2 separate regions of the Homo sapiens genome follow, and region 2 is linked to region 1. The links are chromatin loops, found by intact Hi-C in ENCODE. Cell type or tissue: dorsolateral prefrontal cortex. All regions are shown on one strand. Each heading gives the region's core, and the rest is flanking DNA. Links, peaks and the distances in the headings are about the cores only. Region 1 overlaps USP28 (ubiquitin specific peptidase 28). Region 2 overlaps HTR3B (5-hydroxytryptamine receptor 3B).

Region 1 (9,405 bases), core at 678-8,677:
CAGAATGATGAACTAGCTGAATAAAATGTGTATAATACATTAGACTGTGATTGGTCCAGTAGAAAAAAGAGCAAGGTTAGGGAGATTGGAACTGCAGGAGAGGTGGGAACAGGTTGCAGTATTAACTGTGGTGTTGGATGAGCCTCACTGTGGTGGGGAAGGGGATGAGACTGAAAAGGGAGTGAACCAGGCAGCTATTGGGATAAAAAAACATTCCAGGTAGAGGAACACATAGAGCAGTGGCTTCATGGTGGGAATGGGCTTGGTGTGTTCAGGGAACGTGCTGGAGTCCAAGTGGCTGGATGCTAAGAGCAAAGGGAGGGTCACTGGAGAGGAGGGTCTGAGTGGACAGGGAGTTACTGAAAGTCCCCAGTGGCAGACTGATCAACTCTGGCTCAAGTATTAAGAGTCTCCCTCTGGCTCCTGTGGCGAGATGAGGATGGAGGGGCAAGGATGCACAGGGAGAGACCCATGGCTGTCATCCATGAAGAGTGATGGTGACTCGGACTGGACTGGTAGCCCTGGAAATAGAAAAGAGTTGGAGTTCTTGATATATTCTCAAGGCAGCACTGACAGGATGTCCTCAGGGATTGGATGTTGACTCTAGTCACCTAGGAGGATGTCAGGACTTGGGAGAGTGAGGAAAGCTGTTACTAGATGACAGTCTTCAGTGAATCGGGAGCTTCATTTTTGCCATATTAGCGAGGTACTTAGAAGGAGCTGCGTGGCAGTTGTGAGCAAGTGTGAGTGGGTGGAGGGAAGTTCTGGAAGCAGAGAGACCATGTGCAAGTGAGCGGCGATGGGAGTTGGATTAGAGCAGCTGATGGGGTGCTGATGGGGAGAAAGCAGTTAGGTTATAAAGAGCACCTAGAGTCAGAGGCCAAGGGACTTGTTACTTACTAGATGTGAATGGCGAGGAGAAAGATTCAAGGATTTTTCTGCAGTTCTAAACTTTGGTGACTGGGGGAGGAGGATGTAATAATGAAGTGACGCAGAAAACACAGAAGCAGCAGCGGTTGGGTAAGGAATAAATTGGGAGATGTGAATAGTATTAGCTCACACTTAATGTGTTCTTTTTTGTTGTTTTTCTTTTTTTTTGTTTTGAGACAGTTTCGTTCTTGTTGCCCTGGCTGGTATGCAATGGTGCGATCTCGGCTCACGGCAACCTCTGCCTCCAGGGTTCAAGCGATTCTCCTGCCTCAGCCTCCCGAGCAGCTGGGACTATAGGCATGCCACCATGCCCGGCTAATTTTGTATTTTTAGTAGAGATGGGGTTTCTCCATGTTGGTCAGGCTGGTCTTGAACTCCTGACCTCAGGTGATCTGCCCGCCTCAGCCTCCCAAAGTGCTGGGATTACAGGCGTAAGCCACCACTTCCAGCCTAATGTGGTTTTTAAGAATAATGGCAAAGCCCGATTTTCCTGATGGTGAAGAGGTGGAGTTAAATGGCTGAGAATGTAAAGCCATTTTTCTCACAGCAGAATAGAAACTCAAGAATGTCACAGGGTAGCCAGCAGAGTAGGAATGCAAGTGTGTTAGGTAGACAGGTGAGGTGGAAGAGAAGAGAGTGGCAGAGGATACAGCTCACCAGCCAAGCCCTGGTCCCAGAGAGAACTTTGGTGCAGCATGACCTGGGTTTACACTTCAGTCCGGTTGAACACTCACCCTGTTGGCTGAATCCCGCCAGGGCTTGTGTTAGAGTGAGGGAAGCCAGAGAGGTGCACGTGGGCTCTAGTCAGTACCGACACTTGGATTCTTTGGTTGACATTAGGAAATATACCTGGGGCTTTTAGAATACCAAGAAGCTGTTTTATTTAGTTCTAATTCCAAAGTTTTGCCTATTATCTACCTAGGATGCTTCTTCAGGAGTTCCACCGTGCAGGCCTGAGAGGGTTTTCATTTGAGGAGCATGTTGGGATGAGGAGTTGTATATTCATACAGGAGATATTTTTAAAGAAAATTAACTTATGAAAGGTATTCATAGTAGAAAAATGTGATTTGCAAATAATAAAAAGAATCCCTCTCTCCAGTTCTACCATCTGCTGTTAAACTTTTAAAAAATACAATACTATGACAAGGAGTGGAGAATAGTAAACACTGCTATACTAACCACCTAGCTTAAAAAATTAATGTTACAAATTTCTGTTCTATTGAGTTCCTGTTGTGACATCCTCCCTTTCCCACAGTCATAACCACACATGGATGTATCCCTGAACAATACGTAGTATTGTTTTACATGTTGTTAAACTTAATATAAGCAGTATAATACTTTTTTTCTGTAACTTTTTTTCACTCAAAATGTGTTTTTGAGGTTTATCCATGTTGATACACATAGCTCTTGTTTTTTTCATTTTCACTTTATATAGTAGGTCATTTTATAAACACTTTTTACAATATTATTTCAATGACTGCTTAATAGTCTATTGTATAAATGTAGTATAGTTTATATAAACTACTTCTTTTGGCTGGGCTTGGTGGCTTATGCTTGTAATCCCAACACTTTGGGAGGCCAAAGCGGGCAGATCCCTTGAGCTCAGGAGTTTGAGACCATCCTGGGCAACATAGGGAGACCCTGTCTCTACAAAACCAAACCAAAACAAAACAAAAGCTACTCCTTTTGTTAGACATTAGGTTGTTTCTATTTTTTACCTAAAAGTATTAATATTCTTTGAGCTAATTTTTTGTGCACAACCATTATTTCCTTAGAAATAACATAAGTCAAATTGCCAGGTTGATAGTTTTGCATACTTTTAAATATGAAATAAAATATTTGAAGTGAAAAATACATATGTTGCTGCAGTTATTTTCAGGAAAGGCTATGAATCCCTTTCTTTCTTTATTTCAGTCTCTCTTTCAATTGCCTGAATTTCGAAGACTTGTTCTCAGTTATAGTCTGCCACAAAATGTACTTGAAAATTGTCGAAGTCATACAGTAAGTTGGTGTCAAGGAATTTCTTCACTGTTGTTTAGTCCCTTTCATCCCTAAGGCTTCTAGATTTTTGCCTAAAGCTGATATCCGTGATACTCTTTGGCTTGTGCTAATTATTTGTTTTCATTTCTAAATGGCTCATTTTCCTTTTTTGGGATAACATATAAGGGTATGCAAAAATGTAAAATTAAGTAGGAGTAAAATGAGAAAAACAGCTCCAAGAATATGTGGGTGGGGAGACCCTGAATACCTGTTGTGTTTGTTGTATCCTTTCTCTTCCTGAGCTGCTTAGGCAATGTGATGCTGGAGAGATGCCCTGATGCCAGAGACCTGAGCCGCCTTAGTCTATTTTATTCTGTTTTTGCCAAAGGTCGTAGCCTCCTCCTAGCAATTTAACCCTTCCCAGGATTTCACCTTGGCGCAATGCATTTTCCTCATGAGAAGGAGGGCAGCAGCTTCAGAAAGTGGACATTTCTGTTTTTCCAACAGTGCTGTCTCTGGCTTCTACATAGTTATTCTTCAGTTTAGAGTACAGTCCTTACCAGAGTCCCTGTAACACACATAGCCCTGTGACTTTGACCTAGATCTAGGTAAATATAAATGAGGGCATGATTATTGACAACTTTTTTTTCTTTACACGTTCTGATTTTCTAAATGAGATATTGTAAGAGTACATGTACTGTGTTTTCTACAGGAAAAGAGAAATATCATGTTTATGCAAGAGCTTCAGTATTTGTTTGCTCTAATGATGGGATCAAATAGAAAATTTGTAGACCCGTCTGCAGCCCTGGATCTATTAAAGGGAGCATTCCGATCATCTGAGGAACAGCAGGTACAAAAGAAGCCTTGTTCTTGAGTTTGAAGTCATGCCTTGTCAGTGTTAATGCGGTACTGCTTCATTTCAACTGCGTAACAAGCTGTGAACATGACTAAGCAGGACTATGGATGCTCGTTTCTGACTTTTGTTTTGCCTACAGAACAGGTGGTGAGAGAGAAAGCATGTGTGTGTGAGAGAGTGTGCGTGTGTTGCACGGGGGCTGGCAGTTCTAAAGAGAAGAAGAAATAGTAGTAGAAAGAATGTAGAATTATACCGGGGCTATTGATGTAGAAAGGAGGAGATTGGAAAATACCTCAATGAGCTGTAACAAAAGGGATACCAAGAAAAGTAGTCCTTTGTCTGCACCTTTGTCTTGGAATGGTCCAGATGGAAATAGTATCTTTAAAACTATCTAAACCTGAGTTCAGGAGCTTTTCGGAGCTTTTCTCAGCAACTTCTCTCTTCTAGACTTTCCCTTCCCTACCTCCTATTAAAAAATAGCCGGGCATGGTGGTACGCACCTGTAGTCCCAGCTACTTGGGAGGTTGAGGCAGGAAGATCCCTGGAACCCAGGAGTTTGAGGCTGCAATAAGCTGTGATTGCACTACTGTACTCCAGCCTGGGTGACAGAGTGAGACCCCGTCTCTGAAAAAATAATTTAAAAACAAAAACAAAGCTGTCACTAATTAGATCATCTTCTTCCTCATATGATTTTTTTTCTTTCTCTATTTGAAGGTCCTACAGTTCTACAAAATTCTCAAAACATTGAAGTTTTCTTTCTTTATTCAGATCTCTGTATTGTTCTAGAGTTCCTTGGGCCTTTTTCTTAAAAAGTCCTACTTGGAAGATTTTGTTTATTTTTCTTTCTTTGTCATAAATAGATGTGGCTGGAAGTAGTAGAGTTCCAGCTTCCTTCTAGCTACAACTTTCAGGTTGCTTAATGCACCTTCTTTTTTATGTATAGTAGCTGGGTTTCAGTGTTCCTATGTTTTCATGATATTCAGCCCCCAAAAATAAACGCTTTCAGGCTGTGCGCAATAGCTGATGCCTGTAATCCCAGCACTTGCGACGCCGAGGCAGGTGGATCATTTGAGGTCAGGAGTTCAAGACCAGCTTGGCCAACATGGTGAAACCCCGTCTCAGCTAAAAATACAAAAATTAGCCAGGCATGGTGGCATGTGCCTGTAATCCCAGCTACTTGGGAGGCTGAGGCAGGAGAATCGCTTGAATCTGGGAGGTGGAGGCTGCATTGAGCTGAGATCGCGCCACTGCACTCCAGTCTGGGCGACAGAGTGAGACCCTGTCTCAAAACAAAAAAAGAAAAGAAAAAAAGAAATGCTTTTATAGTAGTATAATCTTAATTCATTGGTGGGATAAGGATAAATTTTAATTTCTCTTAGTATTGCATCTAACTTTTATGCAATTTGTGCCTCTCTTATAGCAAGATGTGAGTGAATTCACACACAAGCTCCTGGATTGGCTAGAGGACGCATTCCAGCTAGCTGTTAATGTTAAGTGAGTGTTGAGGGTTTGTTTGTACATCCTTCCGACTCACAGTGGGCCAGTGAGAATTATATGCTGGAAAGTTACTCTCCTTAACTAGAAATTGCTGGTTTTTAACCATACCTCCTGGGATAACCACTGAGGTAGTCCTCATCATGTATCCCTGTCGCCTTCAGCTTTCCCCTCTGAGGATGTACCAGTCATCTTATCCTGCAGCTTTTTTTTTTTTCTAACTAAAGGACTGTAACTGTTAACTTTGTTAATAAACTCAGCATGTGCTGTAAAATGTATTTGTAAAAAGGACAAATCAACCTCTGTTGTGAACATGATGGTATAATATGGGTACTTAAATTTAAGATCCCTTTTGAGGTCTACTAAGAATGTGTAGAGGATAGGTTATAGTCATTTCAGTCACTGAGAGAAGTGAAACTTAGGGCACGATACGGATATCCCTCTGAGAAATCTGTGTTTTAAATGGTTTCAATTCTAGGTAGAAGCATTGTAACTATAAAATAGTTTTGGAAACGGCAACTCAACGTAGCAATTTAAGAAGGACTTGTAAGGAGAAACTTTTTATTTCTGTTGTACCATGGAGAAAAATTTTTTGTATTTATTTGTAAAACTATGCAACAGAGTTCATTCTTACCTTTATACTGCTTCTATACCTTGTATACATCTATCATTGGATATAGATGTATATACTGAAAGCATATTTGTCTGCATGTGTGACTCCACTATTAGGCTTTAAGCTCCTTAAGTCCAGGGATTGGGCCTTCTTGTCTTTGTGTCTTCAGAGTTTAGCACAATGCTCGAAAGAAGGTGTTCAATAAATATTTGAACTGAACTAATTGTTACTTATTTAGATCATACCTGGCTCTTTGGGGGTTGATGAAAATGCACTATTTTTGCTTTTGAATGATGCTTGGATTTTATGTAGCACATATCTTAATCCAAACAATCCAGAATTGTCTCCTTTTCCTAAAAGCAGCAGTCCCAGGAACAAATCTGAAAATCCAATGGTGCAGCTGTTCTATGGTACTTTCCTGACTGAAGGGGTTCGTGAAGGTAAATTCTCTGCTCTGAATTTTAATTCTAGACCTTTGATCATATCTTTATTACTGTGTCCCTTTGAGGAGGCAGTATAGTGAATAGGCTTGAGAGTCAGCAGTACTCAGCTCTGAATATTGGTTCTGCCTCTTGGTATCTGTTTAACTGTGGATAAACTATGGGAGCTTCTGGATCCTCAGTCTCTTCATCTGTAAAATGTGCACAATCTTTATCTCAGATTTGTCATATTAATACTTGCACAGCCCAAATCTGACATTAATGTCAGATAGTGATTTTACTCGGTTTTCTCTGTGTTGCTTATTCTAATATAATACTTAATCTCAAAAGGTTTTATTGAGTGAGACTGCCAAAAATGTTTTTCTAGACTAGAGGCTTTTCACTCTGGAGGCTTATCTATCTAAGCTACATGCAAGGCACATAATTTATTTTTAATTATGAAGAGTTTAGAATACATTCAAATAGAGCAATTTTACAACCTCCATGAACCCAGCCTTAGCCCACAGCCAGTCATTCCCCATCTCACCCCACTCTTACCAATCTGATACTCTTTTTAAAACATAACCCAATACCAATATGACTCTGAAAAATAGCATTTTAAACTATCAAATATCTAGTCAGTGTTGAGATTTCTAATTTGTTTTCATAATTTTTTAAAAATAGAAAATTTATTTTTAGAGTTTGTTTTAGTCAGGACCCCAGTGTGTGATTCATTTATGACTGAATATTTGTAGGCTCCCCCTCCATCGTTTTTTCCTTGAAATGTATTTTTTGGAGAAACTGGGTTGTTTGTTCTGTAGCATTTCCCACAGTTGGAAATTTTGCTGTTTGCATGTCCTCTGATACATATTTAACATATTTTAACATATCCCCATGTTCTTCTCTATTCCTCCTCTTATAAATTGGTAGTTGGATCTAGAGATTTGACTAGACTTAGCTAAGGCTTTTTTTGGCAAGACTATTCACAGATGGTGAGAAAACTCTTGATTAGGAAGTACATAATGTCTGGTTGTCTTTGCATTTTTTTTTTTTTTTTTTTTTTGAGACAAGTCCTTGCTCTGTTGCCCAGGTTGTAGCGCAGTGGCAACATCATAGCTTACTGTAACCTTGGACTTCTGGGCTCAAGAAATCCTCCTACCTTATCCTCCTGAGTAGCCAGGACTTCAGGCGTGTGTTACTGCACCCGGATAATTTTTATTTTTTGTAGAGACAGGGGTGTCACTGTGTTTTCCAGGCTGGTCAAACTCCTGGCCTCAAGTGATCCTCCCACCTTGGCCTCCCAAAGTGGTGGGATTACAGGCATAAGCCACGAAGCCCCTGGTCTTTTTCCAGTGTTACTGGTTTTCATTGTTCAGTGTCTAGATTGACTGGCTCACTAGAGGTTGCTATAAAGGCGTAAGTGCATTTCTAACCAGCTATCAGGAAGTTGCTGAATTTAAAATGTTGTCTCTGTGGAGCCAGAAGATAGGCTTTAGATAGTCATAGTGATGTCTTTTTTAAAAAGTCTCTCTCTTTGCCTAGGAAAACCCTTTTGTAACAATGAGACCTTCGGCCAGTATCCTCTTCAGGTAAACGGTTATCGCAACTTAGACGAGTGTTTGGAAGGGGCCATGGTGGAGGGTGATGTTGAGCTTCTTCCCTCCGATCACTCGGTGAAGTATGGACAAGAGGTACGTTGGAGATCTTTATTTGCTGTGCCAGTGACAAAGCCAGTTAAGTAGGAGTGAGCTTTTGGGCAGACTAGTTTCCCATCACATATTAAGTAACTTTACACTTAGCAGAACTTGAATTTGTCTTAAGTCTCTCATCAGTTGATGTGAGTCAGTGAGTATCAGTACTTTGATAAATAATTTTTACTAAAACTATGAATTTGAGTTACTCGTGTAAAGGTTGTATGCTGCTTCTGATGTTTTAAGTATGATCAAGTTTCTCTCTTTCTGTTGAAGCCTACCTGTACCTGAGTAGGGAGAACCCACTGCCTCCATATTTTCGGAGGGTAAAAGTACAGTGATTAACTCCTATGGTATGCCATTTAGAATATTTTCCCTATTATAGTATTTACTGTTCTCAATTGTAAATTCTGCCTTTGCTTTTAACATTTTTAAAATTTAATTTTCATTTGTTTATTTATGTATCTATTTTTTTTCTGGGTTGGAAAGACGGGGGAAGTTAAAGGGAGAGCATGGGTAGTTAACATCTCAGTATTCCAGTTAGGTTAAGAATTAGTGAATAGCATTTGTAACATAATTCTTTACACAGTTGGGATTGTTCTCCATTGATCATACATTTTGAGACAAAACTGTGGCTTATATATGATTCCAACTCAGTAATTACTATAGGAGAAAGTGGAGCTTTCCTGAATTAAAATAGGGAGCCTAACATGAGCCATATGAAAATACATTCACTGTAGAGCAGTGTTGGAACTCAGAGAGCTGCTGCCTCCCTGGATTTTCAAGGAAAAACTGATTCCTAATGGAGGAATTACGTCATCTGTACCATCTGTGCAAACCTGGTGCATCCTCTTACAAAAGAGGGAGTCTTCACCAGCTATACTTAGGCCTGTGGAGACCTGTATTCCAGGATGGGAATTCTATAAAAATTAAACAAAACAACAAAATTGTCATGCTCATTTAGATTTCACCCTGAGGTGGTCTCACAGGCTGTGTGAATTCACCTCATTATGCTGACAGGGTATCTGAAGGGAATGTTGCTTGCACTTGTGGTAAAGGAAATATTTTAAAGCTGTTGACAGGAACCTCAGACATACAGGTGAATTGAATAGAAAAGCCAAATCTGATTTAGCTTTTCCTCACCTGTGATCCCTGACTGTTGAGTCTTTTTTATGTCAGTGCCTTCCTTCTTTGAAACTCAAGTAACATCGTAGGTTGATTTGACTGGCTTCTTTATGAGACCTCTGTAAGTTTTTGAAATTCAGAGATTTTTCTTAGAAATTGAGAAATTGTAAAACCATGAGGCTATTTCAAATTTCCTTTGTATATATAAAGGAGATTCAAATTATGGTTAATAGACTAAAACAGCATGTAATATATGTACACATATGAGTCTTTTTAGCTGGCACATGGAGTTGTCTC
Region 2 (8,000 bases), core at 1-8,000, 89 kb before region 1:
TGGTTGAATTAAATCTCAAAAAAACCTGCTATTTAAAAAAATGTATTAATAAAGAAAAGGGCAATTGTTTTTTAAGACATTTCCAGTAAATTTATAAGAAGTCTGATGCATACTATTAAAGAACTCTCCTTGAACTCATTTTTTTTCATTTCTTTCCATGTATAATCCATCACTAAAAACTGCATCCTTAAAAGAGAATAAAAGGATAAAAAACACAAGATGAAGAAATAGGAAATAAAATGTGTAAGACCAGCCTGGCCAACATGGTGAAACCCCGTCTCTACTAAAAATACAAAAATTAGCTGGGCATGGTGGTGGGAGCCTGTAATCCCAGCTACTTGGGAGGCTGAGGCAGAAGAATCGTTTGAACCCAGGAGGCGGAGGTTGCAGTGAGCAGAGATGGCGCCACTGCACTCCAGTCTGGGTGATAGAGAGAGCCTCTGTTTCAAAAAAAAAAAAAAAAAAAAAAAACAAATTCGTAAAACATTTCCTTTGCTGATTTAGGTTCAAAGCTCAAGAGTCACTTAGGTAACATTCGTATTTCTGTAATATTTAGTACAATACCAAATTTCAGTAAATGAAAGTGTTTAGGAAGTTGATGGCATGAAATCAAATAACAGCTCTCGTTTCCTCCCCAGAACTGGGTATACGAAATTAATTGTCCAATTATCCAGCGACATAAAAATCCATATTCTTTGTGCACAGGGTCAAGACTATGTACTACTCTGGAGAATTCAGGTTGGATAGGGGGTCAGAAGGCACCACTGGTATTATAGTCCATGTTGATGGTGCTCGTGGAATTGTGCAGAACAGAGACTACACAGTGGCTCTGCGCCAGGTGGCATCATTTGAAAGAGAAACAAGAAACTTTTTTAAATTTCCCCTTTTTATAATCAAGAAAGCAAATTACTAACAATAAGCATTATTTTTTCTCTTTGAGAAAGAGAAGGCATTCGGAGCACATAGAAACATAGTCGCCCTGCTTTAGTGGTTCAACAAAGCCTGGTCTGAGTGAACTTGTTCTACAGATATTAATGGAATTTAAATAGATACTTGGGAAAGGCAAGTTTTAAAGTAGTATAAAAAGTGAAAACCTTGAATTCACAAGTATTTCCCCAAGGAACAACTTGGAGCAGATGGACCACAGGGGACTCCCAGACAAGACTGGCTCAACGGGAGTCCTGGTAGCTGAAAAAAAAGCTCTAATGAGAGCTCGAGATTAGGTGTCACCACTTCTTGGCTTTTTTTTTTTTTTTTTTTTTTTGAGACAAGGTCTTGCTTTGTTGCCCAAGCTGGGGTGCAGTGGCACAATCATGGCTCACTGCAGCCTCAACCTCCCAGGCCCAAGTGATCCTCCCATTTCAGCCTCCCAAGTAGCTGGGACCAGAGATGTGCAACACCGTGCCTAGCTAATTAATTTATTATTATTAATTTTTGTAGAAACAGGGTGGTGCTATGTTGCCCAGGTTGGTCTCAAGTTCCCGGACTCAAGCAGTCCTCCCACCTTGGCCTCCCAAAGTGCTAGGATTACAGGTGTGAGCCACCGTGCCCAGCCTTCTTTGCAAATTTTACCAACTGAGAGATCATGAAATAGATTATGTCTCACCCACTAAAGCACAAAAGGTTCCATTCTAGGCTTGGTTGCAATCAATGAGGTTCCCCACAAATAGAAAGAAAAAAAGTTCAAAATGCAGTTTATATCACTGAGATATATAGTAGTTGACTATGCTTTCACAAGAAATACATTTTTACATCTATTCGATGTTCTTACCAGTTTGTTTATCACTGTCATACCCCGTGAATGTGCCTCATTGATTCAGTCATATGGCTGGGAGGAAGGTCTCTGTTTTCATGTTTCATTTCACTATCATTTTATTCAGTTGATTCTTCTTAACTGCCATATTGATGCCTTAGCTTGTTTTTCTCTTCTTGCCCATTGCTTTGCCACATTACATATAACAATGATGTTAAGAATTTTTTTCTAACACTTTATGGGGGTGGTTGAGAGGATTCGTCATTCAGCCCTGAAGAACACAATGTCAAAAAGTATTTTGAGGCTAAAACTAAAATCTTTTTTTGTCAAAGGAAACAAGTTTCTCAATGCCAGCTGGTGAACATAATTGGTTCTCTGGTGGCATTATTCACAGCTTTTCCCTCTGTGTATCTCGCCCTGTTTTTTTTCTTTAGATACCTTCCATCTTGCTTGTTAAAAGCAAAGGATATTTCAGAGAATTGGAATTCATTAGTCTTCCTAACAGAGGGAGTCTATTTAGATCTAAATTGGTGGTTAGCAAATATACAGATAATTCCCCTACATTCTTATTTATCTTTTCCAGTTCCGGAGACTATAGAAACAGATGCCTCAACGTCTGGCTGGGAGGCTCTAGTCAATGGACTGGAATACAAAGGTATCTGGGATTCGGAATTGACAAAACTCAATAGAAACAAATTGAAACTCTTCACTGTTGAGTAGATTATCTCTATAATCAGATTTCCCTAAGGTACTCATAATACCCAGAAATTCTAAGACAAGACTGTAGTCTTTTATATAAACAAAACAGGAGGCAAAACATTATAATGGAGGCGAGGTGCTGGGCTGAAAGCTCTTCATTCTAAACAAAAGTTGCCAGCAGTTCAGATGCTGGCAGATGCATCCAACAAGTTATCTATTCACGTTGGGAGTGTCCTTGTCTGTGCAGAATCTGTGAGTGATTTTTATCAAGTCCTTCAGAACTGTCCCTGCCTCTGGAACTAACTTTAGGCTTATCCCACCTACATGCAATAGAGACATTTACAGAGCATTTTTAGAGTAGCCATTTGTAAAGATAATCCTAGAATTGACCCTTATATTTTTTAATTCATTCATTCATTGGACAAGTATCAATCCAATATCTTGGAAATCAAATACATAGTGCTGCATGTTATGGAAAATATGAATATGAGTAAGAAAGTCCTTCCCTCAAGTAGCATACACTACATTAGGGCATAATTTAACATTTTAACAAATAACTGTGCATTAAGAAATACACAGACTTGCCGGGCGCGGTAGCTCACGCCTATAATCCCAGCACTTTGGGAGGCCAAGGCAGGCGGATCACGAGGTGAGGAGATTGAGACCATCCCGGCTAACATGGTGAAACCCCGTCTCTACTAAAAATACAAAAAATTAGCCGGGCGTAGTGGCGGGCGCCTGTAGTCCCAGCTACTCAGGAGGCTGAGGCAGGAGAATGGCGTGAACCGAGGAGGCGGAGCTTGTAGTGAGCCGAGATCTTGCCACTGCACTCCAGCCTGGGCGACAGAGCGAGACTGCGTCTCGCTCAGAAAAAATAAATAAATAAAATAAAAACACAGACTTGGCTCAGCCCGGCGGCTCATGCCTGTAATCCCAGCACTTTGGGAGGCTGAGGTGAGTGGATCACTTGAGGCCAGGAGTTCGAGACCAGCCTGGGCAACATGGCGAAATTAAGTCTCTACAAAAAATACAAAAATTAGCCCGATATGGTGGTATACACCTATAGTACCAGCTACTTGGGAGGCTGAGGTGGGAGGATCACCTGAGCCTGGGAGGTTGCAGTGAACTGAGGTCACGCCACTGTACTCCAGCCTGGATGATAGAGTGAGACCCTATCTCAAATAAATAAATAAATAAATAAAAACAAAAAAGAAAGAAAAGAAAGGAAAAGAAAATCCACACAGACTTAAGTGGATTTAAAGGAAGTGCTCTTACCTTGGAGAAATGAGGAAAATTTATTTTAAGAGCTGAGATTTGAAGGACTACAATATTTTGCAGATGGAGAATGAAGAGAAAGACATTTGGTAGGGGAAATAGCAGAATGAATGACTTACAGGCAGGAAACAACCATGGGTCCAGGCTCATTGTTGTACTGAGAACCGGGAGAAGATAATGTAAGATGGTAGACAGGGATAAAACTAGAGGGACAGAATATAAAATTTTTTCAGATTTCTGTAAGAAAATTTGCCAAATTCAATATGATGACATGTCTAACATAGTCTAATAACAAACAAGTATATTCTACAATTCTGGTAGGGAAATCCCACATCTTTAAAAAGATAATGGTGTTCTCCTTACCTACCATAAAGAATCTGATTTTACTTTCTTTTGTCAGGGTAGGAAGAAAGAGTTAGAAAAATATTTTCAATTCGATACACTTGTTCCAAGGGAAAATATTAATATAAATACTTTACACCTTTTCCATTTATCTCCAAATAAACCTCTAAAGGAAAGCCTGAGCAATTTTTTTTTTTTTTTTGAGACGGAGTCTCATTCTGTCGCCAAGTTGGAGTGCAGTGGAGCGATCTCAGCTCACTGCAATCTCTGCCTCCTGGGTCCAAGCGATTCTCCTGCCTCAGCCTCCCATCTGGGACTACAGGTGCCCACCACCACGCCCGGCCAGCAATTTTCTTTATCTTAATAAATACGAAGGGGCCGGGTGCAGTGGCTCACACTTGTAATCCTAGCACTTTGGGAGGCTGAGGCGGGCAGATCACAAGGTCAGGAGTTCAAGACCAGCCTGGCCAACATGGTGAAACCCCGTCTCTACTAAAAGTACAAAAATTAGCCAGGCGTGGTGGTGGGTGCCTATAATCCCAGCTACTTGGGAGGCTGAGGCAGGAGAATCACTTGAACCTGGGAGGCGGAGGTTGCAGTGAGCCGAGATCGTGCCACTGCACTCCACCCTGGTGACAGAGTGAGACTCTGACTCAAAAAAAAAATAAAAAATAAAAATAAATAGGAAGTCAGAAAGGAAAAAGATGGGCTGGACGGGATGGCTTATGCCTGTAATCCCACCACTCTGGGAGGCTGAGGTGGGTGGATCACTTGCGGTCTGGAGTTCAAGACCAGCCTGGCCAATGTGGTGAAACCCCATCTCTACTAAAAATACAAAAATTAGCCAGGTGTGGTGGTGGGCACCTGTAATCCCAGCTACTTGGGAGGCTGAGGCAGGAAAATCGCTTGAACCCAGGAGGCAGAGGTTGCAGTGAGCCGAGATTGCACCAGTGCACTCCAGACTGGGCGACAGAGTGAGACTCTGTCTCAAAAAAAAATAAAAATAAAAAACTTGAAGGAATTTTCTATTCAAGCTGTTTAAGACTAGGCTTTTTAGTAAGAGGTATTTCCTGGTATTTAATTAAACAATATTTTCTAAGATCTTAGGGCTAGGACTCTTACTTAATAGGATAATTGGGGAAATATGGCCATGCACAGTAGCTCATGCCTGTAATCCCAGCACTTTGGGAGGCCAAGGTGGGTGGATCACTCAATGTCAGGAGTTTGAGACCAGTCTGGCCAACATAGTGTAACCCCGTCTCTACTAAAAATACAAGTTAGCTGGACATGGTGGTAGGTGCCTGTAATCCTAGCTACTTAGGAGGCTGAGGCAGGAGAATCGTTTGAACCCGGGAGGCGGAGGTTACTGTGAGCCGAGATCATGCCACTGCACTACATCCTGGGTGACAGAGTGAGTCTCCATCTCAAAAAACAAACAAACAAACAAAAAACTGGGAAAAGTACAATTTGTTGTTTAAAAGAGGGAATTCTGGGCCAGGCGCGGTGGCTCACGCCTGTAATCCCAGCACTTTGGGAGGCTGAGGCGGGCAGATCACCTGAGGTCCGGAGTCTGAGACCAGCATGGCCAACATGATGAAACCCAGTCTCTACTAAAAATACAAAATTAGCCTGGCGTGGTGGCACATGCTTGTAATCCCAGCTACTCGGGAGGCTGAGGCAGGAGAATCGCTTGAACCCGGGAGGCGGAGGTTGTGGTGAGCCAAGATCACGCCATTGCACCCCAGCCTGGGCAACAAGAGTGAAACTCCATCTCAAAAAAAGTAAAAATAAAAACAAAAATAAAATAATAAAGGAATTTTTAGGGGTACCATTTAAATATTCCTCTTTACAATGAAACAATTGATTAGGGGTTTATCTAAGTTGGGGGAAAATGACACCAAAGTAACCTGAATCAGTAAAAAGGAAAAAAAATTTAAACCTTGTACTCTTTTTGTTGTTGTTGTTGTTGTTGTTGTTGTTGTTGTTGTTTTGAGATGGAGTTTTGCTCTTGTTGCCCAGGCTGGAGTGCAATGGTGCAATCTCGGCTCACCGCAACCTCCGCCTCCCAGGTTCAAGCAATTCTCCTGCCTCGGTCTCCCAAGTAGCTGGGATTACGAGCATGTGCCACCATGCCCGGCTAATTTTGTATTTTTTTAGTAGAGACAGGGGTTTCTCCATGTTGAGGCTGGTCTCGAACTCCTGACCTCAGGTGATCCACCTGCCTCGGCCTCCCAAAGTGCTGGGATTACAGGCGTGAGCCACAGCGCCCTGCCTAAACCTTGTACTCTTAAGTTTCAAATTAATTTTTTCATTGATTTAAATGCCTAATTCTCAGTCCCAAAAAATCAAAGACTCTGATTCACTGGTAGTACTAAAATAGTAACATAGAAAAACATCCCTATTAAAATAAATTGAAACTGAATCATTAAATTATTTTAACAGGTTACCTTAAAATAATAACATCATTTTGTGGGTATATTTTGTATGTAAATGTAAAATTGAAGATAAAAGTAGCACAAAAGAGGCGGGAGCAGGTAAATGGAATTTTACTGTTGTAAGTTTCGTACATTTTATGTGAAGTGTCAAAATATTAATTCTAAGTACACTGTAATAAGTTAATGATGAATATGGAAATTCCTAAGGCAAAGTCTAAAAAAAATACAAAGATGGATCGCTAAAAAGCTAATAGAGGAACTATAATCCAATATTTAAAATATTTTTAACATTTATTAAAAATTTAAAAATTCCGGAAAATAAAGTAGGATATGAGGAATAGAACAAAAAACAGATGAGAAAACTAGAAAACAAATAGCAAGATGGTACTGGCAAATGAGCTAAACATTTCCACTAAAATGCATAGATTGGCTGGTCACTGTGGCTCATACCTGTAATTCCAACACTTTCGGAGGCCAAGACAGGCAGATCACTTGAGGTCAAGAGTTTAAGACCAGACTGGTCAACATGGTGAAACCCCGTCTCTACTAAAAATACAAAAATTAGCCAGGTGTGGTGGCGCATGCCTGTAATCCCAGCTATTCAGGAGGCTGAGGCAGGAGAATTGCTTAAACCCAGAACGTGGAGGTTGCAGCGAGCCAAGACTGGGCCACTGCACTCCAGCCTGGGGGACAGAGTGAGACTCCATACTGAAAAAAAAAAATGCATAGATTGTCATACTGGTTTAAAAAAAAAAAAAAGCCCTAACCTGGAATAGTATTCAGCAACAAAAAGAAATGAACTATTGGCGTTCACAACAACACAGATGGACCATAAGGGAATTATGCTAAAGGAAAAAAGCCAATCTCAAAGGTAGTATATTGTATGATTCCATTTATATAATATTCTTGAAATAGCCTAAAGATGGAGAAAAGATTAGTGGTTGCCAGGGGTTAGGAGTCAGCAGAGAGAAAGGAATGTGGCTATAAAGGGATAGCACCTGGGGGCCCTGTGGTGTTGATACAATTATGTACTTTGATTGTGGTGCTGATTACAAAAAGCTACACATGTAATAAAATTACATAGAACTACACACACACACACACACACACACACACGAGTACACACAAGCAGGAGAAATCTGAATAAGCTCTATAGATTGTACCAGTGTTCATTTTCTAGTATTGACACTGTAATATATATATATTTGCAAGATGTTAACAGTATGAGAGATTGAGTGAAGTGTACACAGGGCCTGCCTATATATTTCTTTTCAGCATGTACCTAACTATATATTGTTATAAGAAATGACTTCAAATACAAAGGACATCAAATGATACAAATAGGTTGGAAATAAAAGGATGGCCAAGAATATGCCATGTGGGAAGCAAGCATAAGAAAAACTTCATAAAAGGGAATATTATCAGAGATGAAGTGGAGCGTTTCATAACAGTAAAAGGATCTGTTCATTACGAAGACATATAGGCTGGGCACAGTG

What was found. Peaks named below come from ENCODE experiments on the same cell type or tissue, not always from the same donor. Only the 100,000 strongest peaks of a DNase experiment are listed, where the experiment ranks them.
Region 2: a loop joins it to region 1, with 7 times the contacts of the local background. A loop is called at or near these places in 1 of 110 quality-filtered maps.

What each region holds. Positions count from the first base shown.
Region 1 is chr11:113,827,775-113,837,179 of GRCh38, reverse strand. It overlaps USP28 (ubiquitin specific peptidase 28), which reads left to right. Exons shown (of 26, transcript NM_001346252.4): 6 at 2,845-2,931; 7 at 3,623-3,760; 8 at 5,187-5,260; 9 at 6,237-6,313; 10 at 7,835-7,983. Among named protein-coding and RNA genes, the nearest start is that of USP28, 43 kb to the left of the region's middle. In dorsolateral prefrontal cortex, for the core only: no CTCF peak of the experiment used is centred there; no DNase peak of the experiment used is centred there; H3K27ac peaks cover 3,684 bases.
Region 2 is chr11:113,917,889-113,925,888 of GRCh38, reverse strand. The region is part of intron 2 of HTR3B (5-hydroxytryptamine receptor 3B); the gene reads right to left. Among named protein-coding and RNA genes, the nearest start is that of HTR3B, 17 kb to the right of the region's middle. In dorsolateral prefrontal cortex, for the core only: no CTCF peak of the experiment used is centred there; no DNase peak of the experiment used is centred there; H3K27ac peaks cover 3,015 bases.